6 separate regions of the Homo sapiens genome follow, and all the other regions are linked to region 2. The links are chromatin contacts, found by Hi-C or POLR2A ChIA-PET in ENCODE. All regions are on one chromosome and are shown on one strand. Each heading gives the region's core, a stretch centred on a gene start or an enhancer-like site at or near the end of the contact. The rest is flanking DNA. Distances are from core to core; before and after follow the strand shown.

Region 1 (3,932 bases), core at 977-3,476, 7.2 Mb before region 2:
GAGGTCAATTGATAAATTATTGCAATATAATGCAAGTAGGAGCTCATATGGCCCTAGGCTAAGGTGGTGGCCCTAGGAATCCATCCATCGATTAAACTAACATTTATTGAGAGCTGACTTTGGGACAGGCCCTGTGCCCAGTGTTGAGGATGTGATAATGAATACGGCAAGACCACTGCCCTCAAGGAGCTCCAAGCTGGGCAGGATCAGAAAGAAAGGCAGGCAGCCACAGAGGCAGAGGGGATCAGGTCAGTGGCAGGTTCTCCTACTCAGAACTTCCCACCATCTGTGCCTTAGAATAAATTCAAGGCCCTTCACAAAACAGACACAACTCACCTTTCTGCTGTCATTTCCACTGGGGCCCCCACCACAACCACTTTGATCTCTCTCACAGACACACCCCCCGCAGGGCAGCTACCCTGGACTCTGGACTGTCTTCTGACTCTGCTTGCATTTTCTGGCCTCTGCCCTGTCACTGGTTTTCTCCCACCAGCTGTGCCTGCTCAAATTCCTACCCATTCTTTAAGACCCAGCTAAGATGTTGCCTTCCCTCAACATTTGTCAGAGTTTCCCCATTCATTCTGCCCTGTGTCACTGAGTGTGCCTGTATTAGGGTTCTCTAGAGGGACAGGACTAATAGGATACATGTATATATGAAAGGGAGTTTATTAAGGAGTATTGACTCATATGATCACAAGGTGAAGTCCCACAATAGGCTGTCTGCAAGCTGAGGAACAAAGAAGCCAGTCCGAGTTCCAAAACCTCAGAAGTAGGGAAGCCAACAGTGCAGCCTTCAGTCTGTGGCCGAAGGCCAGAGATCCCCTGACAAACCACTTTTATAGGTCTAAGAGTCCAAAAGCTGAAGAACCTGGAGTCCGATGTTCGAGGGTAGGAAGCATCTAGCACGGGAGAAAGGTGAAGGCCAGGAGACTCAGCCAGTCAAGTCCTTCCAACTTCTGCCTGCTTTTATTCTAGCCATGCTGGCAGCTGATGAGATGGTGCCCACCCAGACTGAGGGCTGGTCCGCCTCTCCCAGTCCACTGTTAATCTCCTTGGCAACACCCTCACAGACACACCCAGGAACAATACTTTGCATTCGTTCATATCAATCGAGCTGACAATATTATCCATCACAGTGCCTCAGTCTCCCCAGTATTCAGGGGAGGGCAGAGATGTTGTCTTTTTGTCCTTCTGTTCCATGGCGTGCCCAGATCCTGTGATGGCAGGTGCTCACTATATCTATGGAACTGAAAGGCCAGACCCTGGGGAGAGGACAGAGCAGGTTTGGGAGCCAACTGTGAAACCTTGGCAGTGGGAGTCAGGAAGAGCAACCTAGGTCTTTGCATCCTCATGCAACAAGGATGGAGGCCACCTCAAGTACACATTATGTGCTCAGCAAAGACGAGATTTAAAAGTATAAAACATTCACATTTGAGCAACTTAGGTCATTAAGAATTTGGCCTCTTTATAATGATAGCAGTGTCCACAGGAAGAGAGTGAGTGGGACATGAAATTTCTGGTTCTGCATGCAGACTTCTACATTTCTACCAGCTAATTATTATTATCATTAAATTATTAAGCAAAGAGCTTACTCGCAAAGGTCAACTTTTTATAAAGCATAAGTCATCCTTGGAAGTGTCGTTTGGTCATTCTAGTAATTCTTGCTTTTAATTCTTTAACAACTATGGGTAGAACTGCAGTGTACCATTATTCCACCTTTGTTTGCACTGTCAAAATACCCAAGACGTTGCCAAGGACGACTGAATTCTTAGGCTTGGCCGCAGCCACCCACAGGGCAGGTGCTCACTTCCTCCTCCGGGGTAGAAGAGATCATGGGTCCCTTTCCAGTCCAGGCTGGAATGGAGAAGTCGTCCCTGACCACAGTGCGCCAGGCAGAGGCCAAGGTTCTAAACTGATAGAACCCACCCACCAGGGCGGTGCCAAGTCCCAGTAAGGGCCGCATCTCCCCAGCTTGGCTGATGAAGAGGCGGGGACCGAACCCTCCAGTGCAGGAGCCTGTCTGGTGCCTGGCTCTCCCACCGATCCGCACGTACCTCTTCCTCGCGGGTCCTACCCCACGCAGGTATCTAGCGCCCAGCCCTGTTCATTTCCCACACCTGGCCCGCTCCGCCCCGGGGCCGAGGAGACGCACGTCTGATTGGCCGAGGGCGGCGGGGGCGGGGCCGGGGCGCCCCCAGAGGCCTAGACAGAGGTGCGGGCGGGGCAGGCCGCGCTCAGCAGGCGGGGCGGGAGCCGCGTGCGCCCGAGGACCCGGCCGGAAGGCTTGCGCCAGCTCAGGATGAGGACAGGCTGGGCGACCCCTCGCCGCCCGGCGGGGCTCCTCATGCTGCTCTTCTGGTTCTTCGATCTCGCGGAGCCCTCTGGCCGCGCAGGTAACCGCGGGCACGCCAGCCCCGCAGTCCGCTGGGTGCCTCGACGCCACAGCTCTGCTGCCTTCCAGCCTGGGGCAGGGCTGCGCCCCTGGGGCAGGTCACGGCTGCTTTGCTGTTGGGGCGGGGGGGCTCTGGAGCCGGAAGAGTGAGTCGCAGGGGAGGTCTGGCAGAGGAAGCGCCCCAGTGCCCTCGGGGGCCCGGAGGAGGGCGCGGTGGATGTGGGAGGACAGGGCCCTTCTGGTGCAGAGGGGACGCGGTGCACCGTAGAGTAGGCGCACGGAGGCTTTTTTGGCCGGGTGCGCTGCTCCATCGTCGCCTCTCTTATATAATGTTGCTGGAGTATGGGGTTCCCCATCTGCCCTCTTGCGTCCCGTCCCTCCCGTTCTCGCTTTTCCTTCGGCCCTTGGTCACCTTGGCCACAGGGCCAAGAGGAGCCTCCACCCACAGCGCCAAGGATTCCCCACGATTCCCGGATTTCACTGCGCCTACGGTGCGCATCAGGAAGGAAGTCAGGTTAAATAAACCATCTCCTCCGAAAGTGACCAAGACCAAGAGTCAGCTATGATGCCCTCACCCACCGCCTAGAGCAACAAACCTTTCTTCTCATTGGTTTATCAGCTCCAAATGACCCCGCTCCCCCAAGGCTGACAGCCTCACGGTGAAGGGCAGGTCGCCTGCTTGGGGACCTGCTGCCTCTCACTGCGGAAGCAGGACCAGAAACAGACAGCCTTCATTGATGTTCAGGGTAGTGCCAGCCCCACCACACCACACCCCTTGGCAGCAACCGGTTGCTTTTACTTTCTCTTTTTGCCTGGGCGAGGGGTGTGCAGAGAACTTTGTTTCTTGGTTGGACTGCATCATGGGCACTCAATGGGCCACCCTCCACCGGCCACTTCTGTTATCGTGCCTGTATGAGGAAGGAAAAGATTGTCCAGGCAGTTTGAAAAACATTAAATTGTTGGTGGCTCTTATTTTCTTTGCAGCTAAGCTAAGTTACCATCTGGTTTAGACTTCCTTCGGAGAGCGATGGGAAGAGATTTCTCAGAGTGTGAATGGCATCATCCTATCTACAGCAAGGACCTGGAAATGAACCCTGCTCTGAGTCACACTTCTCTATTCTCCTTTGACCCTGTGTGCTAGGAACTACCAAAAGAATCCTTTAAAATAAGATCCTTTATTGCCTTGATAATTTATTCTGCCTGCCCCACAATCCAAGGTGGAAAAGTTCACTGCAGCAACTAACTACAGTGAAAATGCACTAACTTTTCAATCACTAACCTCTTGGTTCCCATCGACATCTGCTTCAGTCCTGTTTTTATCTCCTTCACAAATTTCAGGATTTCCCTAATTCTTGCAATCTCTGCAATCACTGCCCTTTATCACTGACCCAAAGCAAAAAGCACCAGGTTTAACTCTGTTCCCCCTGTGCTAGGTCCCCACAGGTTTTGTTATCCTGTATCCTTCCTTACTCCTAGCAGCTACTCTGATCGATTTTCTCTCACCCTCAGAGCAGACTTGTGGCCTTGTTTGGGGAAGCAC
Region 2 (3,668 bases), core at 361-2,860:
GCTCAACTTTACTCTGGACAGACTTTCAAGGCGTCGGCTTCAATACCTTTAACGATCAAGTAGGCGATGGCGAGGAGGAAGGCGAGAAGAATGGCGAAGAGCAGCGAGCAGAGAATAGAGAGGACCTGGACCGGCCACCGCCGAGGCTGGGCTCTGCTGCCCGCGGCCGCGGGAAAGATACCATTGCGCTTATCGGGCAGAACGGGCGACCCGTTCCCGTCCGGCGGGAGCACCGAGCGCTTTCTGGGCTCTGACCACGCCCCAGCCGAGAACTCCGCCCGCAGGTCGCGGGCCACTTGGTCGCATCCCTCCTCCTCGTCGACTTCGCCTTCACCCCAGCTGTCCCCCTGAGTAAAGGAGGAATACGATGGCCGAGCCACAGGGCCCGGGGTGCCGGGACCGCGGCGCCGCAGAGCCGACCGCCACCCGCTCTCAGCAAACGACATGGCGCGAAACACAACGAAACCCGCGGAGAACGAGCCTCTCCCACCTGCCCCGCCCCGGGTCCGCAACAGCCAATCCGCGGCAGTGGCCGCTACCACCAGGCCTCAGAGCCCAGGGGTAAACCACGGAGAGCAAGGGTGGGCGGCGGGTTGCAAAGGAAGCCGCAGGGCCAAAGGAGAGGCGGAATGCGCTTCGACCAGAGCTCGACCCCAGGGCTGTAGCCGGAAAGGGGAGCAGGAAAGCGCGCAGGGAGAAGCGAGCGGAGGCCGAAGGCTGTCGAGTATCCACTCCCTGCGGGGCTTCGTCCCGGCCGGAGACCTCCGCCACCCCCGCGTCACCAACGGGAGCGCGCGCCCCGACAGCCCCAAAGCCTCATCTTTTCGACGCCGGGTCCTAGCGCCCGCTCGCGCCCTCGGAGACACATTCCCGAACCTATTTGTCTTCTCCCTTCTTCCCCACTACGCTCACACTCTTCTCCAGGTTCCCCCATTAAGGGCACCTCTCTACCTGGCGCTCTCGCGGTTCCTTAACTGCTCACCCCCATCTCCCTTTAGTGTGGTTCTCCCCACCCGTACTACAACTTCCCTCCCGCTACTCGACACGCCTCCTTCCCCAGGCGCGCGCTCTCCACCTGGTGCGTACGGAGATCGAACCCTCTCCTCCGAACCCCTCCTTTCGCCTTCCCCGCCTCCTCCCCTCCGCCTCGAGCACCGCGCGCGCGCATTCGGTCCCAGCCACCGCTAACACTACAGGCTGCTTACCCCCGCCCCCTCCACCCTACCCCTGGCGGCCTCAGGTTTGTGGGGCGTACGTAACTCGGGCGGGGAGGGTGAAGGTGGCAGACCCCCACTGCCCCACCCCCTACGGGGTGAGGCGGTCTAAGCTCGGGAAGCTGGGACACTGTTGTCTTCCCTTCCCCTGGGGAAGTTGGTAGAGTTTTCCCGACGGAGGACTCGGCGCAGAAACTTCCTCCGTCCTCCTCCTCCCCCCCCCCCATGCAGGCGACGCCGAGTGAGGCTGAGGCTGGGGGCGAATCGCCGCAGAGCTGCGTGTCGGCGGCGCATTCTGATTGGACAGCGGGGAAGCCCGTCAGCCTGTTGGCCCCGCTGATCCCGCCCCGTAGCGCAGGGCAGCCTTTAACCTTTAGCCCCAGTGGGCGCCAGCCACTCAGATCGCTTCTTGTTGGTATGTGTAGCGGCAGTGGCCGCCGGCGGAGCAGTCTGAGCCCGACGATGAGGCCGGGGACGGGAGCTGAGCGTGGAGGCCTCATGGTGAGTGAAATGGAGAGCCATCCTCCCTCGCAGGGTCCTGGGGACGGGGAGCGGAGATTGTCCGGCTCAAGCCTCTGCTCCGGCTCTTGGGTCTCTGCTGACGGCTTCCTGAGGAGACGGCCCTCGGTAAGGGATCAGTGGGGCAGGGGGAAGGCGGCACAATGAAAAACGGAGTGAGAAACAGGAAGCTTTCTCCGAAAGGAGAAGAAGATAAGAGTGGACGAAGGAAGAACTCGAGATGGTGGGATATGTTCTGAGGGAGAGAAGTGGAGGGTGGAAATGCACAAAGAGAAGGATGTGAGACCCTGGAAGTTCCCCGTGGGCTTGGCCTAGACAGATGCGTGGTGAAGGTGCTGGCTCTTGGGCGGGGTGAGCGTCTTGGAGCTTTAGGCCCGATTTTAGCTGGGAGGGGGAGGCAGGGGCTTGATACTGTAAGACTTTAACAGCGGCTGCCAAAATTTGTTTTCATTAGTCGTCGGGGTGGTCTGCAGGGGGAACTGTTGGGACAATTGGCAGGAGATAATTAGGTGGTTTTAATTTAAAACATAGAACAATGGACTCATCGGTAAAGAAAGTAGTTGTCTTTTTAAACTGCGTTAAAAAGGATGAATTAGTTGTTTGCATTTAGTGTCCGTGAGTGACAGAACCTCAGTCTTTGAAAATGTATTTTTGGCAGAAGGAATTTTACCTGTCTTAAAGGTTATGTTAGGAAATAAGTTTGTTAGGAGTGAATTGTGCCTGGGTAGCCATACTGTTTGTGTTTTGTAAGACCGACTCTCACCTGAGTTAATTGGATAGAGCATTTTAAAGTTTAAAATCAGTAGTGTTATAAAATAACAATAGCTGGCTATCTTTTATATCTGCATGAAATAGGAGAGTTGTTGTTTTCACCATAACAGTTTTAAAATTAGTATTCAATGTGTATCCTCCAAGCTTAGCAAGCCAATTAGTAGCTGGTTAAGTCAGTGCTTAAAAAAAAGAGAGAGAAAACCTATGATCCAGCGGTCCAGGATTCATCTTAACTTTTCCCATTTTTTTACGGAATTTGCAAGCTCGTTTTAAATACTAGCAGAATGCGTTTTGTTTGAAACAAGGTATAGACTAATCCAATGATGTTATTACACATAAGCTTAATATTATGTCGCTTCAGATAACTGATCTGTTGAAATGAGATTTTTGAGAAGCATTTAGTATTATTTGCTCATTTAAAAATGTTCACTGTTTTTCAGATGGGGCACCCTGGCATGCATTATGCCCCAATGGGAATGCACCCTATGGGTCAGAGAGCGAATATGCCTCCTGTACCTCATGGAATGATGCCGCAGATGATGCCCCCTATGGGAGGGCCACCAATGGGACAAGTAAGACTGTTTTTGTTTTATTTTGCATTTATTTATTTGTTTTTGCCTCAGGTATTCTATCAAGATTTCAGAATCTAGGTCAGTAGTTATAGCTGTTTAATGATTAGTTTATGCCCGAATAATTTCAAATAAGCCAAATGTTAAATCATGACTGTAACGGAAATTTGAATAATGGAAAAGTCTTCTGAGAAATTTAAATAATGAAAAAGTCTTCTGAGAAATTTACTGATGACCTCAAAACTAAGAATTTTTTTCTTTATTATTTAAAAGTAAAGTGTGGATCCAGGCTTTTATTTTTAATGATTATTTTTTCAAGAATGCCAATTGAAGTTGATGGTCTAAGTAAATATTATCTGATACAGCAACATAACTGATTTTGGTAGACCATGTAAATAAATAGAATCTGAAAATAGCTATTGTTTTGGTTTAGAGCGAATTTTATTCCTGAAATATCTTCCTCTTTGTGTGTTGGAGGAGGGTGAGGGAGGGTGGGGAGTTTGTGCTCTATAATTCTGATTCTTCATAGGACAGTGCCAATAGGTAGTTCATTTTCCACTTATACTATTTTTTTTTAATGCTTGTTGCTTCTACA
Region 3 (3,490 bases), core at 377-2,876, 5.2 Mb before region 2:
AACACATGGATTTTCTTATGATAGTCTCTTTTCTCCTTAGGCTATTTTGAGTTGGGCTACTGTTAATTGCAGAGAAAAGATCCTAAGAGGTTTTTTGTTGTTGTTGTTTTAATTATAGTTATGAATTCTGAGTAAACCACACCTTACTTCCTGTAACTATTATATGCACCCATGAAAGGTAAACACTTTAAAAAAAAAATAGGGCCGGGTGCAGTGGCTCATGCCTGTAATTTCAGCACTTTGGGAGGCCGAGGTGGGCAGATCACGAGGTCAAGAGATCGAGACCATCCTGGCCAAAATGGTGAAACCCTGTCTCTACTAAAAATACAAAAATTAGCTGGGCATTGTGGCATGTGCCTGTAGTCCCAGCTACTTGGGAGGCTGAGGTAGGAGAATTGCTTGAACCTGGGAGGTGGAGGTTGCAGTGAGCCGGGATTGCGCATCTGTACTCCAGCCTGGTAACACAGAGAGGTTCTGTCTCAAAAAAAAGAAAGAAAGAAAAAAAAAAGAAATGCTGAGGGACAAATATAACCCGAAACATAACCATAAAACCTTTGGAAACTTAAACGAGAAACAAACTCTGAGTACACTTGTCTCAAGTCTACCTTTAAGCCATCCTCTACAGCCCTTGCACTCCAGTCCTCTTCTTTTGTCCATGCAAACATGGTGACCAATGAGATTCTTCACTGTTTACAATGGTGTGCTCCACTATCATCCCCTGGTTTTTCCATGTGGCAAACTCCGTAACTGGAAACCCTTTCTATTCTAGCTGTTTAGTACATAACTCCTAAAGTTCTCTCTTCTCGTCAGCTTTAAATGACTTCATGGTTGGTTTTGCTTTTATTTTTCTCTGAGGTTTCAATGTACAATTCCAGGAACTAGCTATCTCTATCAACCTGAAACTGTGCCTGGGTTCTACGTTGATAATTTTTTACTAAGCCACAGGGACCATCTGGTCTAAGGTCATGACTCTGTTTGCCATTTGTGCAGCTGCCTGCACATCTGTAGGTTCCGATGCATTCTTTTATTATTGTCTGCTTTCTATTGCATGTTGTCAAAGGCCTGGGGACTGCATCTGTTTGAATTTTGTCTGTAGGGCTCCGAACATAGAGCAGTGTGTGGTTGGGAACACAGAAAACATTACTTTCAGCAAACTGGATTCATAAAGAGTCATGATGAATGGAAATGATGAGGGAGATTTGAGCCCAGGAATAGGGACTGGGTTTCCTATTTACCTCCTCACTAACAATGATGCTTTTAAATGTTCTCGCTCTGAACAACTTTATCAATGCTTTGAGCTGAGACCCACTCACATAATGATTATTTCCTTGTAAGTACTTATTATTTAGTTGAGTTAGCTCTTTCAATATGAAGTTTTTATACTGGTTTTTAGAATTGTTCACCATACATTCTCTTTAACATGTATTCTCTTAGTCTCTCTTTCTGTCTCTGTCTCTCTCTACACACACACACACACACACACACAAACACACACACACGTTCATTTGAACTCAGGTTTTAATGCTGGGTCTATACTTGGCCAACATCTTCAAGGTCACTAATGTTACTTCTTGCCTCTGCTGTGTGGGAGCCAGAGTGTGAGTCATCAGGGTGAATAATGCCTCTGTGATACTACCAGATTGTGTTTGTCTCCACTTCAAAGCTCTTAGTTTTAACAGAATAGTATTTCTCCATCCCGCCCACCCAAACAGCAGTCTAGATGGCTGAGAGGCAACAGTTATATGAACAGTAGTATCATTTCCATAGGATGGGCTACTCCCCACCCGACCCATATTCCTCAAAAAACCTGCAGGACCCTTTATAGAAGTTCTCAGGCAACATTCTAGTCAGGTTTTGTTGACTAGAGATTACAGCTCATCACCTCTTTTTTTTTTCTTCTTTCCTTCCTCCTTCCTTCCTTCCTTCCTCTCTCTCCCCCTTCCCTTCCTCTCTCCTTTCCCTTCCCTTTCCCTTTCCATTTTTGAGAGGGAGTCTCACTCTGTCACCCAGGCTGGAGTGCAGTGGCGCAATCTTGGCTCACCGTAACCTCCGCCTCCCGGGTTCAAGCGATTCTCCTGCCTCAGCCTCCCGAGTAGCTGGGATTACTGGCGCTACCACCACACCCGACTAATTTTTTTGTATTTTGAGTACAGATGGGGTTTCACCATGTTACCCAGGATGGTCTCAATCTCCTGACCTCATGATCCACCAGCCTCGGCCTCCTAAAGTGCTGGGATTACAGACATGAGCCACTGTGCCTGGCCTCCTTCCTTCCTTTTCTTTCCATTCTTTTTTTGCCTCACATAGGTCTATAAATCTGCCATTTCTGATCCATCTTCAGTGATCTTTTTTTTTTCATAGTTCACTGCAACCTCGAACTCCTGGGTCCAAGCAATCCTCCCATCTCAGCCTCCCAAGTAGCTTGAACTACAAGTGTGCACCACGGCACCTGTTTTTCAGTTACTGCTCTTCCCTTTAATCTTTCACTTTCTTTTTCATTCACCAAAGACTTTATGACTGAGTTTGTCAAAAAAAAAAAAAAAAAAAAAGAGAAGCAGTGAAAGGAAGAACAGAAGAAAGGAAGCAAGCAAGCAAGCAAGCAAGCAAGCAAGCAAGCAAGCAAGCAAGCAAGCCAGACAGACAGAAAGAGAAAGACCAGACATGGTGGCTCATGCCTGCAAGCCCAGCACTTTGAGAGGCTGAGGCAGGCAGATTGGTTGAGTCCAGGAGCTCAAGACCAGCCTGGGCAATGTGGTGAAACCCCGTCTCTACAAAAAATACAAAAATCAGTTGGGCATGGTGCACATGTAGTCCCAGCTACTCAGAAGGCTGAGGTGGGAGGATTGCTTGAGCCCGGGAGGTTGAGGCTGCAGTGGGCTATGATCATACCACTGCACTCTAGCCTAGGCAACAGAGCAAGACCTTCTCTCAAAAACAAAAACAAACCAAAAAAAGTCTTTAAACCCAAGAATCAACTCCCACTTCCACAGCCTCCTTGTGGCTCCTCTCACAGGAACACTTTATTTTAAAAGTCATGTGACTCTGGTGAGACTACAGTGCAGAGTGGCCATGATGGAAAGAATAATGGTGGAACTGCTACCATTGAGCACCTAATCACAGTGCCAGCTGGTTTACACACCTATTTCAGTAACTCCCCAAAACTGAAGTAAGCCTTATTATCTTTTTTACCCATGAGTAGAGTGAGGTTCAGAGATACTCAATAACTTGCCCAAGATCATAGCCATTAAGCAGAAAGGAGGAAAATAACCAACTCTGTACGGTGACGAGATTCATGCTTTTTTTGGTCAGGGGAGGGGGGCTCAGTTGCTTGGTGAGAGAGGAGATATTAACCTGTCTAGACTTCCTAGTTTTTCTATGTCCTGCCTTTCTTGCTGCGAATTTATGGGATAACTTGAGAATATAATTTTCTCTGATCATTCCTATGTCACTTCCCAAAGCATTTCTCATTGTCGTCAATGGTATCTGGGTA
Region 4 (3,535 bases), core at 711-3,210, 5.2 Mb before region 2:
GTAAACACTATTAATTTGTTCCCTTAGCTGTAAACATCTAGAGGCTAAGAAAGCCTAACTTCCCGAGAATGCAGCCCAGCCAGTCTCAGTCTCATTTTCCTAGCCCTCATTCAAAATGGAGTTTCTCTGGTTTGAATGCCTCTGACAGTACCATCCAGAATTCTCCCAGTCTCCTGGCACACTAGTAAGTCACAGGAGGTTGAGTTAGAGTGTTTTTCACTGAGCCAGCCATACAATAAGACCACTATTGAAGGAACTGCTTAAGGAACAAATAATAGGAACTGTTCAGAGCATAACAGGATTCATTAATTCATTTATTTACCTACTCAGCAAAACTTTATTGAACACCCACATGAACCCTTCTGCTAAACATTGTGATACATGATGAATACAATCAGACCTGGTCCCTGCCCTCTTGCAGCTTACAGCCTGGGAGGGAACTCTAAAGGTTACCAAGAAGGGCCAGTTTGTACAATGAGGACTCCATGAATGTACATCATTGAGCTTCACAAGCTTTCACGTTTGTAATCTCATTTGAACTGCACAACCACCTCACGAGACAACCTGTATTCCCTTCTTAGGTTAAAAATGTGCCCCAGTTCAAAACAGTTTGTAAGTGGCAGAGCTGACACTTCAGCCAAGTGACAATGAGGGCCCTGTTACATCATTCTATAGAGCAGGGATACATATAGGTGCTCTTGCCTTGATTGGTACTGAACTTGCCTCTCCTGCTCCTCACCAATCATACAGGTACAAAGCTCTCTTTATGAAAAAAATGCTCCCACCTACTCCATCCTTTTGCTTACAGCTGGGGATTCTAGTTTTTTCACGTATATATGCCTTGTATTTCTAATTAGATTGTAAACTCCCAACCTGCAGGGACCAGATCTTCCATTTCCTTTGCAACCTTTTGCAGTACTGCAGTCACCCAATAAATGCCCTCTGCATGAATGAACCTGTAGAGATAAAAATACTTTATGGCATTCCCATTTATAGGTTTCATGTTTTTATTCTGCTTTGTGATAGGACTGTACATTATAAGCTTCTAGAGGGCAGAGAAAATGGCTTAGTGCTTTCCTTTACACTCAGCAGGAACCATGCAAAATTTGATCCTTGCATGCCTTTTTGATGCTCTGGGTAATATTAGCACACTGGGGTGTTTTTGTGTATCTAAGGACCGAGGTTATCAGACTCTCTGCAGCGGAGAATGTTCCTGCATTTCCACTGTAAGCTCCCATGGCGCCTAGGACAGGGCTAGATCACTGCAGAAGCCCCTCCATGCTTATTTCTGTTACTAAGGAAGCCAAAGGCGAACATGGCAAGCTCTGTCATAACCCTAGACCTTGCAAGGAAATGAGCAAAGTGGAAGGGGATCTGAAGGCAGGTCAGAGATGGCCTGGATGAGAATGCTAAGGCTTCTCTCTGAGAATCCAGCCCAAGTCTGACATGCAGGGCTCGAGTAGGTGGCCGCCCGCAGTCGCCGGGCCCGGGATGCCCGCCCGTCCGCCCGCCTGCCCCGCGCGCCCTCGGGAGCTGTCCAGACGGCCCCGCCCGCGCCTACCTGGGCACTCACCCGTGCCGCGCGGCCTCTTCTCCTCCCACCCCGGCCACAGGAGCCCAGCTCGGGCCTGCCCCGCCGCCTCCGAGGAGCCCCGCTGGCGGCGCGCTCATAGCTTCCACCCGGGCCAAGCGACCGGCCAGACAGCGCCAGGCGCGCCGGGGGCGGCGCGGTCAGGCTCGGCGGGGCTCGGCGGGCTCGCCCTCGGCCGGGCGCCTGCAGGGGGCGCGGGGACGGCCCCGCCCCGCCGCCTCCTCTCTCCCCTCCCGGCTCCCTGGATCCGCGCCGGGAGGAAATGATGTGTTGCTGCCTGGTTAATCACAGCTCCAGACACTCATTGGCCGAGCGCTCCGCAGCCACTTCCTCCTCCTCCTCCTCCCGCTCCTCCCGCTCCGGCTCCTGCTCTTTGCAGCCGCCGCCGCCGCCGCAGCCTCCCCCTCGGCGCAGGGGGAACTTTTCTACTCTCTGTGACGGTCTCCCCCGCCGCCCCCGGGGGCAAGCCCAGCTGGTCCGCCCGCCCCGCCCGCGGTCGTGCTCCCAGCCCGAGCCTCTGCGCCTCGGGAAGTTTATTCTGCCCGCCCTCCTCCCCTTCCTCCTCCTCTTCACCCCGCCTCCCCGCCCTCCCCCGGCTCTTTCCCCCGGGTGGCTGCCGCTGCCGCCGCTGCCGCTGCCAGCCTGCTCCTCGGCCAGCCGCGCCGGCCCCAGGGCCGGGAAGCTCCCGGCCCCACGCACCGCTCCGCTGCAGCCACCGCAGCCGCCGCCGCTCTGGGCCGGCCCTCGGCCCCCGGCTCCCGGCCCCGCAGAGTTCCGGGCTCCCTCGCCGGCTGCACCGCCCCGCCCCGCCCCGCGCCGCCCCGCGCCGCGCCGACCTGCAGCGCCCGGCTGCCTCGCACTCCGCCTCCCCCGGCTCAGCCCCCGGCCGCGGCGGGACCCGAGGTGAGCGCAGGTCGCCGGCCGCGCCTGCTGGAGCCGGGAGGACTGAGGGAGGAGGTAGCCTAGCGGGAGAAGAGGCAGGGATCGGGGGTGGCAGGGTGGGCGTCTGCGGTGCCTCCCCCTCGCTTTCATTCCTTTCTCCCCCAAGCTTGATCCCCTCTCCGTGGGGGAAGCAGCCGCGGAACAAAACTGTCTTGCTTTGGGCCTGAACTGCTGGTGGGATATGGGGGGTGGGGGGGCAGAGGCGTGGAGCGGGGGTCTCAGGTTTGTATTGGGGTGTGTGTGAGTGCGTGTGTGTGTGTGTGTGTGTTGTGAACTCCTTCAGGGTGTGCGACTCTGACTTGTAAATCGATCTGGCCGCGGGGCCACGGGGCTTACCTTCCTAGCTGAGCTTGTAGAGAGTAAGGAGATAGATAGGCGAATTTCCCCCACCCTCAAAATATCCATCTCTTCCAAGAGGAATTTTCTGCTGGAGAGACAGCCAATAAACTCTGCTCAACTCCCTCCCTCCCTCGGTTCTTCCTAGCTGCAGTTTCAAAAAGCTTCAAAGCCAGGAATGTGGGATTCATCTTCCGATCCCCAGAAGGCAAATGTGGTTACAGATGTTGCACGGTACTTTGCCAAGTTTAAAACCCTTCCTTCAACACTGTAACCAAAACAGTGAGGCTAGAACCTCGGGCGCACTAAGAAGAGATGTGGGCCTCTGGGGCCGCTGGATTCAGTAACTTCCGTCGGGTTCTAGACTGGCTCGGCTCTGTCCAGTTTGTGCCAGATAGTCTCCCACCCCCTCCCCACCCCTCCTTTCCCCTGGAGATTTGAACGCTGCTTGCATGGGAGAAAAGCTACTTAGAGAAGAAAACGTTCCACTTAGTAACAGAAGAAAAGTCTTGGTTAAAAAGTTGTCATGAATTTGGCTTTTGGAGAGAGGCAGCAAGGTAATACAATGGACTTGTCAATTTTATTGGGCTTTTCTTTCTTTTTTGAGGGATGTATGATAAGAGTTAGATGATGGGCAAAGGGGCCCGTTCCATACATGTTTTTACA
Region 5 (3,783 bases), core at 592-3,091, 7.0 Mb before region 2:
TGGAGGGCAGATGCCATGTCAAGCTCATTCTTGTAATGTGAAGCTCTCCATAATTTGTAATTTGACTACAACAAATTACAAATTATCTAAAAAAGTTTTAAGATATTTGACAGATTTTGCATTATAAAATTATTTTCCTACAATAAAATGTCAAAATGTAGACGATTCTTGAACATAGAGCAGATAAAAGAGTTGTGTAAGGTGGGTATGGAGCGGACTAAAAATTGGCTACATGAGAGTCATGGATGACTTTTGTGTCCAAGTTCGTTACCTGACACCTTCATGTAGAACATAACCTGGGCATCCTCGTGCTTTATCTGGGAAAATAGCCCTCTTCCAGGTGGCAGAAAAAAGAAATCATTTGTACTTGAATAAGTAGGAATTCTTAATTCAAGACACCTGACCCAGCACTAAACTTGGAAAAAAACCAAGACTAGTATTATGTCCCCTAGTGACTGCTTCACACACCACCTCAGCAAATTTAATCCTCTCTAGAAATTAACTGCCATGTTTCTGAGACAATCTCGTGAACTTAAATAACTATGGCAAAAATCAAGACTCAAACCCAGGTCTTCTGAGTCTGGTGCTACTGCCTCATGCACCAGTCCTGTCTCCCAAAATGCTGTAGAGCTGTTAAATAAAAATATTATACTGACCTCATTTCTCAAACAAACTTTTTGCTACCTCAAGTAAAAGATCTAGTTACACTACATGTGTGCCTTCTTAATAACTGTATACTATTGGATTTTTAAATCGAAAATTCATCTTTAATCCTACATCTTGGTTCTGGACAGAAAGGTGGAGATTTAAAATAACATGTAATCAGAAAAATAGCTAATCAATCCTACAAAATGGGGGAGAAAACCTCGCCAAATTTCAGTTTTCACACATTTAACTAATAGTAACAAACAACATTAGTCGTGACGAATTTATTACCCAGATAGACTTTCCCAATATATTTACTTTGGTACTTGAGAAAAAGTATTAAGTGCAGCATTTTGGGGTGAGGGGGTGGACACACATCTTCAATACGCAGTTTCACCAAAATGAGGGAGTTTCCTACTCCCGGCGCCTTCTATATTTTTACTTCTTAGGCCAACAGGTCCATTTTTAATACAATCACCTACTTCGAGTTGCAGAACCCACAATTCACCACAACACAAAAATAACTCTCAGGGCGTCACGATATTCAAAAACTGACGTTACCAATAAGACAATCTTGGCCGAATCTAAGGGGCTACCGAAGTCACTTCGACTCGAGGCCGGGCTGGCCGAGCCGGAGCCCTGCCCGCCTTTGCCCCGCGCTCACCGGCGAGCTCACGCGCGACACCCGCGGCCCGCAGGGCTCCGAAGACCCCCCGCCCCACGGCCCAAGAGGAGGCCGCCCCGCGCCAAAGGAGGGCTCAGGCTTCTTCCCGTCACCCGCCACACGTCCCTGAGGAAGACACACAATCTGTCCCCTGCACCCGCCACAAACTCCACCACCCGACCAAAGGCCCCTGGCAAGGGAGGCCTGCGCTGTGGCCCCTTGGCCCCGGTGGCCCCGGACCAAGCTTCTCCACCTCATCCTGAGAGGAAGCGGCCTCCGCGTCCCCAGGCCTCTTCGTTTCCTCCCCTCCCCCACTCGCGGCCTGGTCCCGAACTAGCGCCCAAGACGGAGAAGAACTAGCTCCGCAGCTCATTACCCCGGCTCCTGAGCCGGCACCGACCAGTGCGCGTCCCACTCGCAGCAACACGCACCGCCGCCTTTCTCCTTGGAGTTCTAGGCCCGTGACTGAGGAAATGCAGTCGGCAGCGAAGCACAATGGCGCCCGCCCCTCTCCCGGATCCGGCGCAGAACCAGCCACCACCGTTAAGTGCCCCTCCCTGCTCCTCCTCCCCCCACTTCGCGGACTTCCTGGCTTCTCGCGAGAGTGGCGGCGCGGCGGGGACCGAGAGCTGCGGGCGGGCTGGAGGTACCCCACCGCGGGGTGGTGCTCTGACTGCGGGAACCGTTGAAGAGCTGCCCCCGGGGAGTCAGCGAGGCGCCACTGGTAAGCGGCAGCGGCTGGCTGGCCGGCGTGCCGGCAGCTGGGCTGGCGAGTGTGCGGGCGCCGGGCGCTGGAGGCCCGGGCCGGGGCGGTCCCCGCCCGTCTATAGTCTCTGAGCCAGCCCCTTCCCTCCCGGGCGCCGGGTCCCCGCCCACAGGCCCACCTGCAGGGCCCCGTGCTCGAAATAACGCCCAGCTGGTTGGCTTTTTTTTTTTTTTTTTTTCTTTTTCTGGCTCTTGGTAAGTGGCGCAGTGAATGTTGAATTGAATCAAGCACTGCCTTTTCCGACCTACCCCTCCCCGCTTGCTTCCCTGCCCGCCCTGTGTGATCTAACTGCAAGCCCTTTCCCTTAAGAGTTGGAGCCTGTTTGTCCAACCTTGTGATCATTTCCTTGTGGTAAGAATCTTGGTAAATGATGGTGATCATGTCTTTTAAAATCGTGATAGTAACCTTTAATAGCGTAGCCATCGATTTTGCAGTAAACAAATTCACCTATTTAGAAAGAGGGAGGAAAATTGTGAGGTGAATGGTCTGGTGAATATTAGATGAAACTTTCAAAGAACTGTAAATGTGGCAAACTAAGATGTAAATGAGTACTAATAAATAAAAGGGAGTAGGTTAGGGAAAAGCTACATCTAACTATGTGTAAATATTTAGATGATATGTTGATTTGGAATAATGAATCAAAAGTTTTTTAATGGAAAAGATCAGTTATTGAAACTTGGAAGAATACTGAAAGGCACTTGATTTTTTTTAATGACCTATTTTGTTAAGGTATTAAAAGCAATCCTTTGGATCCAAATAATTCCAATAAATGAAACACAGTGTTTCTACGTGTTTGTCATTACATCGGAAGGGAATGGAGTATCAGTCACTATCATCCTTATTTTATTGTCTTGGGGACTAACAGACTGTACATGTTTCACTATGATAAATTCTAAAATACTATAAATTTTAAAGACTTAAAGGTATTTTAAGTTGGCATGTAAGTGCCAATCTAACTTTTAGGATATGAAATGAAAATAAGCATCTGGTATGGGATAAAGTGAACAGAGATTACTTTTGAGGAAATTAATTTGCCCTTTAAAGAAAAATAATTCTTTTCCAGCCTGTTCGAGTGCCCCTGCAGCATTGTGGTTATAGATACACGGATGTATACACCCTGAAGAACCAGACTATATGGCTTCAAATTCCACCCCTGCCTCTTACTACCTTTGTTATCTCAAGCAATTCCTTAACCTTGCTAAACCTAGGTTTCCTGTAAAACGGGGTTAATAACAGTACCCATGCTCTGTAGCATTGTTTAGATGAGATAACACGTCAGTTCCTGAAACAAGTAAGCATTCCGTAATTGTTAGCTATTACATTCCATGTCTAAACCACCAATAATATTGTTTCTTTCTGTGACTTAATATTACATAGGTCTCTTAGACATCTTCTCAAGATTATGCTAAGAGAAATGACTGCACCCTTTTCCTGAGCTATGGCAGTCAGACCTGGCAGTGGTAACTACTCTACAGAACTCCCAAACCTGGCAAGGATGGTGCAGATTTTGGCAGATTATGGCTTTGTCCCCACCCAGCACTGATGATATTATAAAGTGAGTATGACACCAATTTCCTATGCTAAACAGAGCTTCTAGTTTTTTATTGGTGCTAGTAAATAAAGACCACTGATGAATATGTTTTTATTATTTAAGAATGGTTCGTTGTGTTTCTTTTTAATGTACTCTCTCTGATTTTAGTATTCAGGT
Region 6 (3,599 bases), core at 898-3,397, 9.6 Mb before region 2:
TTAGTCATTACTTACCATCTATCTTCCCACTCCCATTAGAATGTGAACTCCATAAAAGTAGGAGCTTTGTTAATTTTATTAACTGCACCTAGATCAGTGCTGGTCATGTAATAGATACTTAATAAACATATTTTAAATGACTAGATGATACAATGAATGATATAATTTGAATGCCAAATATTTAAATATCTTTGGTTTAAATGTTTATTATTTGAGAACAGGTCAAATACCAAACATTTGATCCTTTCTCTTCCAGAGCAACAATTAAGTGGTATGAAGAAAATAACATTAACTGGTTCCCCATATTCAGTCAGCAACCCCTTCTCATTCCCCCATGTTTGAAACCAAGAAACAGAAGGATAAGTGCCAGGAAAAAGAATGTTTTTTGGTTTGTTAGTTTGTGCTTTAACATGTTGAATAAAACCCACTGGCAGCTGGGGGATAGGAGTATGTTTTTGCAACAGCCTTAAAAGATATTTTCATAGACCCAATACTTAAAATTAATAATTTGAGTGCTTTTGTAGAAACATCTAATTGGATTATCCTCTATCTGGGTACAAGGTCATCTCCCAAAATTAAGTGAAAAAGGAGTAGGGTTCTGTGAAGAAACAGAAAAGAACAGTATAAATCAGGCCTACCTGCAAGCCCAAGGTTTCATTTACTTCAACTTTCAGTGTATTTAACATTATGCCAGCTGCTATGGTCAACTCAAATACAACTCCCAGGAGAGATGTCATCAAGAGCCCACCAGTTGTGAGTAGTGTACTAGTTACTATGTAAATATATCCCTTCTTCAAGCAGCTTACAATCCTTCAGGGGTAGAAAAAGCCTTGCTACATAAGATAATTAGAGAATAAAATAAGACATGTTACCATAAAGTGCTCATTTGGATATTTTGTATGCCCCTAGTAAACACTCACCAAGACTCTGTACTTCTATTATCCTGTTCAAAGCACTATCAGGTTTTCCTGGCCTACACAGACTTTATTGAATGTACTTTGCTAACAGATTATTTTTCCTAAATATGTCTCTTTGATAACCTAAATGATCTCTCCATCCTTTATATAATTCTGGACCATGAGATTCTAGTTATGGTGCGTATGTGCCTACCACCCACAGTCACATGTGGCTACAGAATGCCTTCAGAATGAGTAGTAACCTTAAGGACTCACATTTATGTGGCTTCTGTACCAAAATGAAGCTGCCATTTTTCAGTGTGAATATGTTTTTTTTCTCTCATGACATAGACAAATGTTGATGTTTACTACAAGTTGGTACATTAGTTGCTAATTAAGTTCCTAGCTGCTCCAGCCAAAACTTGCTGTATTGAATCCAAGAAAAGAATGGCAGCTATATCAAAAATAAGTTGTTGGGGGATTTTTTTGTTTTGTTTTATTAAAGGAAAGTTGTATATTAAAGAATATAGGGAACTTACAAGCTGGGATCTAGGAAACTTTAAGTCTTGGCTTCCTTCTAAGCTGAGTTGGTGGTTCAAGTCCATCCACATCTGTTACCAGGTCCTGGTCAAAGCTGCATAAATACCAGCAATCTAAATATGAGGCAGTAAAGTTAACTGTTTATTGTTACTCACTTTTTCGAACCCACCTCCAAATTCCCAGGGAAACAAGTTAGTGTTTGGGAACCCACAGGAGGTCAGGTTTATTTTAGGAAGGACTTCCTCCTGTCTTCTCCACATCTCTGCAAAGATGTCTTCTGAGCTTCATCTCTCACCTGTCCCTCGCAGTCTCACCACCCTCAGCCAGGCCTGCCTACATTCACCAGCCGAGGGTAACTCCCTGTTCACGTCCGGGTCTGTGGCAGTTTCTGTTCACTTCCCCTTTGGAAAGTCCCAAATCACATGCTTTTATGCCCTGCACATTTTGGCCTACAAAGGACCTTATTGTTAAGGCAGAACCTGCTGGGAAAACAAAATATCCGCCGGAGGAGCTTTGCTAGAGCGTTGGTCTTGGTGTCAGAGAGAATTCGCTTTCCTTTTCTGTTTCCCGCGGTGTCCTTAACCAAAGGCCTCCTCTCTTCACCCGCCCCGACCAAAAGGTGGCGTCTCCCTGAGGAAACTCCCTCCCCGCCAGGCAGATTACGTTTACAAAGTCCTGAGAAGAGAATCGAAACAGAAACCAAAGTCAGGCAAACTCTGTAAGAACTGCCTGACAGAAAGCTGGACTCAAAGCTCCTACCCGAGTGTGCAGCAGGATCGCCCCGGTCCGGGACCCCAGGCGCACACCGCAGAGTCCAAAGTGCCGCGCCTGCCGGCCGCACCTGCCTGCCGCGGCCCCGCGCGCCGCCCCGCTGCCCACCTGCCCGCCTGCCCACCTGCCCAGGTGCGAGTGCAGCCCCGCGCGCCGGCCTGAGAGCCCTGTGGACAACCTCGTCATTGTCAGGCACAGAGCGGTAGACCCTGCTTCTCTAAGTGGGCAGCGGACAGCGGCACGCACATTTCACCTGTCCCGCAGACAACAGCACCATCTGCTTGGGAGAACCCTCTCCCTTCTCTGAGAAAGAAAGATGTCGAATGGGTATTCCACAGACGAGAATTTCCGCTATCTCATCTCGTGCTTCAGGGCCAGGGTGAAAATGTACATCCAGGTGGAGCCTGTGCTGGACTACCTGACCTTTCTGCCTGCAGAGGTGAAGGAGCAGATTCAGAGGACAGTCGCCACCTCCGGGAACATGCAGGCAGTTGAACTGCTGCTGAGCACCTTGGAGAAGGGAGTCTGGCACCTTGGTTGGACTCGGGAATTCGTGGAGGCCCTCCGGAGAACCGGCAGCCCTCTGGCCGCCCGCTACATGAACCCTGAGCTCACGGACTTGCCCTCTCCATCGTTTGAGAACGCTCATGATGAATATCTCCAACTGCTGAACCTCCTTCAGCCCACTCTGGTGGACAAGCTTCTAGTTAGAGACGTCTTGGATAAGTGCATGGAGGAGGAACTGTTGACAATTGAAGACAGAAACCGGGTAGGTGTCTGTTCAGATGGAGCTAGCCTTTTAGGCAGATTTTGCAAAGCAGGCTTCCTTGTGCGTTTGCCCCTTTCCAAATGTGCTTGACCTCTTTGGGCAAATCTAGTTTCTTCCTTTGAGAAGACAACATCTAGGCACTTTAAGACAATTTTAAAAATTTAAACACAAAAGAACTACTTTTCTAATGTTTTCACTGAAGTAAAAAGGAGTTAACTCTAGAATCGTAATGTGTATTAACAGGTAACTTTTATTGAACACTTACTATGTGCAGTTGGTATCATTTTCAAAATGTATTACTACAGTTCATGTTCAGAGTAACCCACTGAGGCTCCTAATGTTATTAACTCCATTTTACAGATGAGAAACCTGAGGCAGGTTAAATAATTTGTCCAAGGTCTCCCAGGAAAAACAGTGGCAGAGCTAAGAATTTAGCTTGTGATAGTGTTGAATGTTTTTCTTATTTAATGTAGTTCCATGGAGCAGGGGTTAGTAAACTACGGCCCATGGGCTAAATCAAGCCTGCTACTGTTTTTTTCAGGCCCACAGGCTAAGAATGGTCTTCAGATTTTTCAATTTTTAATTTTCAGTGTTCATAAAGTTTTATTGGAACACAGTCATGC

What was found. A loop is a pair of places that touch in the nucleus more often than their neighbours do. ChIA-PET counts read pairs that join two places held with the same protein, here RNA polymerase II (POLR2A). Pooled maps may share reads with other maps.
Region 1: a loop to region 2 is called in a map of B cell, with 11 times the contacts of the local background. The contact joins the promoter of LY75 here to the promoter of PRPF40A in region 2. A Hi-C loop is called at or near these places in 3 of 168 maps with a recorded cell type or tissue (B cell, CD4-positive, alpha-beta T cell and naive thymus-derived CD4-positive, alpha-beta T cell) and 8 of 50 pooled maps. POLR2A ChIA-PET finds 5 or more read pairs at or near these places in 1 of 52 experiments (GM12878).
Region 3: a map of naive thymus-derived CD4-positive, alpha-beta T cell shows a loop between it and region 2 (7-fold over the local background). The contact joins the enhancer-like site here to the promoter of PRPF40A in region 2. A Hi-C loop is called at or near these places in 2 of 168 maps with a recorded cell type or tissue (CD4-positive, alpha-beta memory T cell and naive thymus-derived CD4-positive, alpha-beta T cell) and 7 of 50 pooled maps. POLR2A ChIA-PET finds 5 or more read pairs at or near these places in 1 of 52 experiments (naive thymus-derived CD8-positive, alpha-beta T cell).
Region 4: a loop to region 2 is called in a map of CD8-positive, alpha-beta T cell, with 5 times the contacts of the local background. The contact joins the promoter of ACVR1 here to the promoter of PRPF40A in region 2. A Hi-C loop is called at or near these places in 2 of 168 maps with a recorded cell type or tissue (CD8-positive, alpha-beta T cell and naive thymus-derived CD4-positive, alpha-beta T cell) and 5 of 50 pooled maps.
Region 5: a map of CD8-positive, alpha-beta T cell shows a loop between it and region 2 (10-fold over the local background). The contact joins the promoter of MARCHF7 here to the promoter of PRPF40A in region 2. A Hi-C loop is called at or near these places in 5 of 168 maps with a recorded cell type or tissue (B cell, CD4-positive, alpha-beta T cell, CD4-positive, alpha-beta memory T cell and 2 more), 2 of 37 single-sample maps with no recorded cell type and 11 of 50 pooled maps. POLR2A ChIA-PET finds 5 or more read pairs at or near these places in 3 of 52 experiments (B cell, CD8-positive, alpha-beta memory T cell and OCI-LY7).
Region 6: a loop to region 2 is called in a map with no recorded cell type, with 11 times the contacts of the local background. The contact joins the promoter of IFIH1 here to the promoter of PRPF40A in region 2. A Hi-C loop is called at or near these places in 1 of 37 single-sample maps with no recorded cell type and 2 of 50 pooled maps. POLR2A ChIA-PET finds 5 or more read pairs at or near these places in 3 of 52 experiments (CD4-positive, alpha-beta T cell, GM12878 and activated T-cell).

The regions. Positions count from the first base shown.
Region 1 is chr2:159,903,050-159,906,981 of GRCh38, reverse strand. LY75 (lymphocyte antigen 75) reads left to right here and starts at 2,226. Exons shown (of 35, transcript NM_002349.4): 1 at 2,226-2,393. The coding sequence starts at 2,300. It overlaps LY75-CD302 (LY75-CD302 readthrough), which reads left to right and starts at 2,226. Exons shown (of 38, transcript NM_001198760.1): 1 at 2,226-2,393. The coding sequence starts at 2,300. RefSeq lists silencers at 2,024-2,265, 2,035-2,494 and enhancers at 2,675-2,754, 2,895-2,944, 3,165-3,214, 3,265-3,314.
Region 2 is chr2:152,715,403-152,719,070 of GRCh38, reverse strand. PRPF40A (pre-mRNA processing factor 40A) reads left to right here and starts at 1,610. Exons shown (of 26, transcript NM_001365597.4): 1 at 1,610-1,841; 2 at 2,945-3,076. The coding sequence starts at 1,632. It overlaps ARL6IP6 (ARF like GTPase 6 interacting protein 6), which reads right to left and starts at 451. Exons shown (of 4, transcript NM_152522.7): 1 at 47-451. The coding sequence starts at 446. RefSeq lists enhancers at 281-480, 711-800, 821-890, 357-1,062, 1,611-1,910 and 2 more and a silencer at 1,111-1,210.
Region 3 is chr2:157,896,852-157,900,341 of GRCh38, reverse strand. The region is part of intron 1 of LOC105373714 (a long non-coding RNA gene); the gene reads right to left. Among named protein-coding and RNA genes, the nearest start is that of ACVR1, 22 kb to the right of the region's middle. Within about 2 kb of position 1,626, at least 6 of the 41 ENCODE cell types and tissues checked have a DNase peak (open chromatin) inside an H3K27ac peak, as active enhancers do.
Region 4 is chr2:157,874,755-157,878,289 of GRCh38, reverse strand. ACVR1 (activin A receptor type 1) reads left to right here and starts at 1,960. Exons shown (of 11, transcript NM_001111067.4): 1 at 1,960-2,494. It overlaps LOC105373714 (a long non-coding RNA gene), which reads right to left and starts at 1,706. Exons shown (of 2, transcript XR_923518.3): 1 at 1,574-1,706. RefSeq lists silencers at 1,399-1,588, 1,609-1,848, 1,909-2,128, 2,139-2,188, 2,279-2,488 and an enhancer at 1,719-2,013.
Region 5 is chr2:159,710,564-159,714,346 of GRCh38, reverse strand. MARCHF7 (membrane associated ring-CH-type finger 7) reads right to left here and starts at 1,841. Exons shown (of 12, transcript NM_001282805.2): 1 at 1,741-1,841. It also overlaps a transcript of BAZ2B not described here. RefSeq lists silencers at 1,243-1,362, 1,883-2,392 and enhancers at 1,553-1,832, 1,600-2,266.
Region 6 is chr2:162,317,232-162,320,830 of GRCh38, reverse strand. IFIH1 (interferon induced with helicase C domain 1) reads left to right here and starts at 2,147. Exons shown (of 16, transcript NM_022168.4): 1 at 2,147-2,976. The coding sequence starts at 2,524. It also overlaps a transcript of GCA not described here. RefSeq lists enhancers at 915-2,114, 1,683-2,232 and a silencer at 2,263-2,352.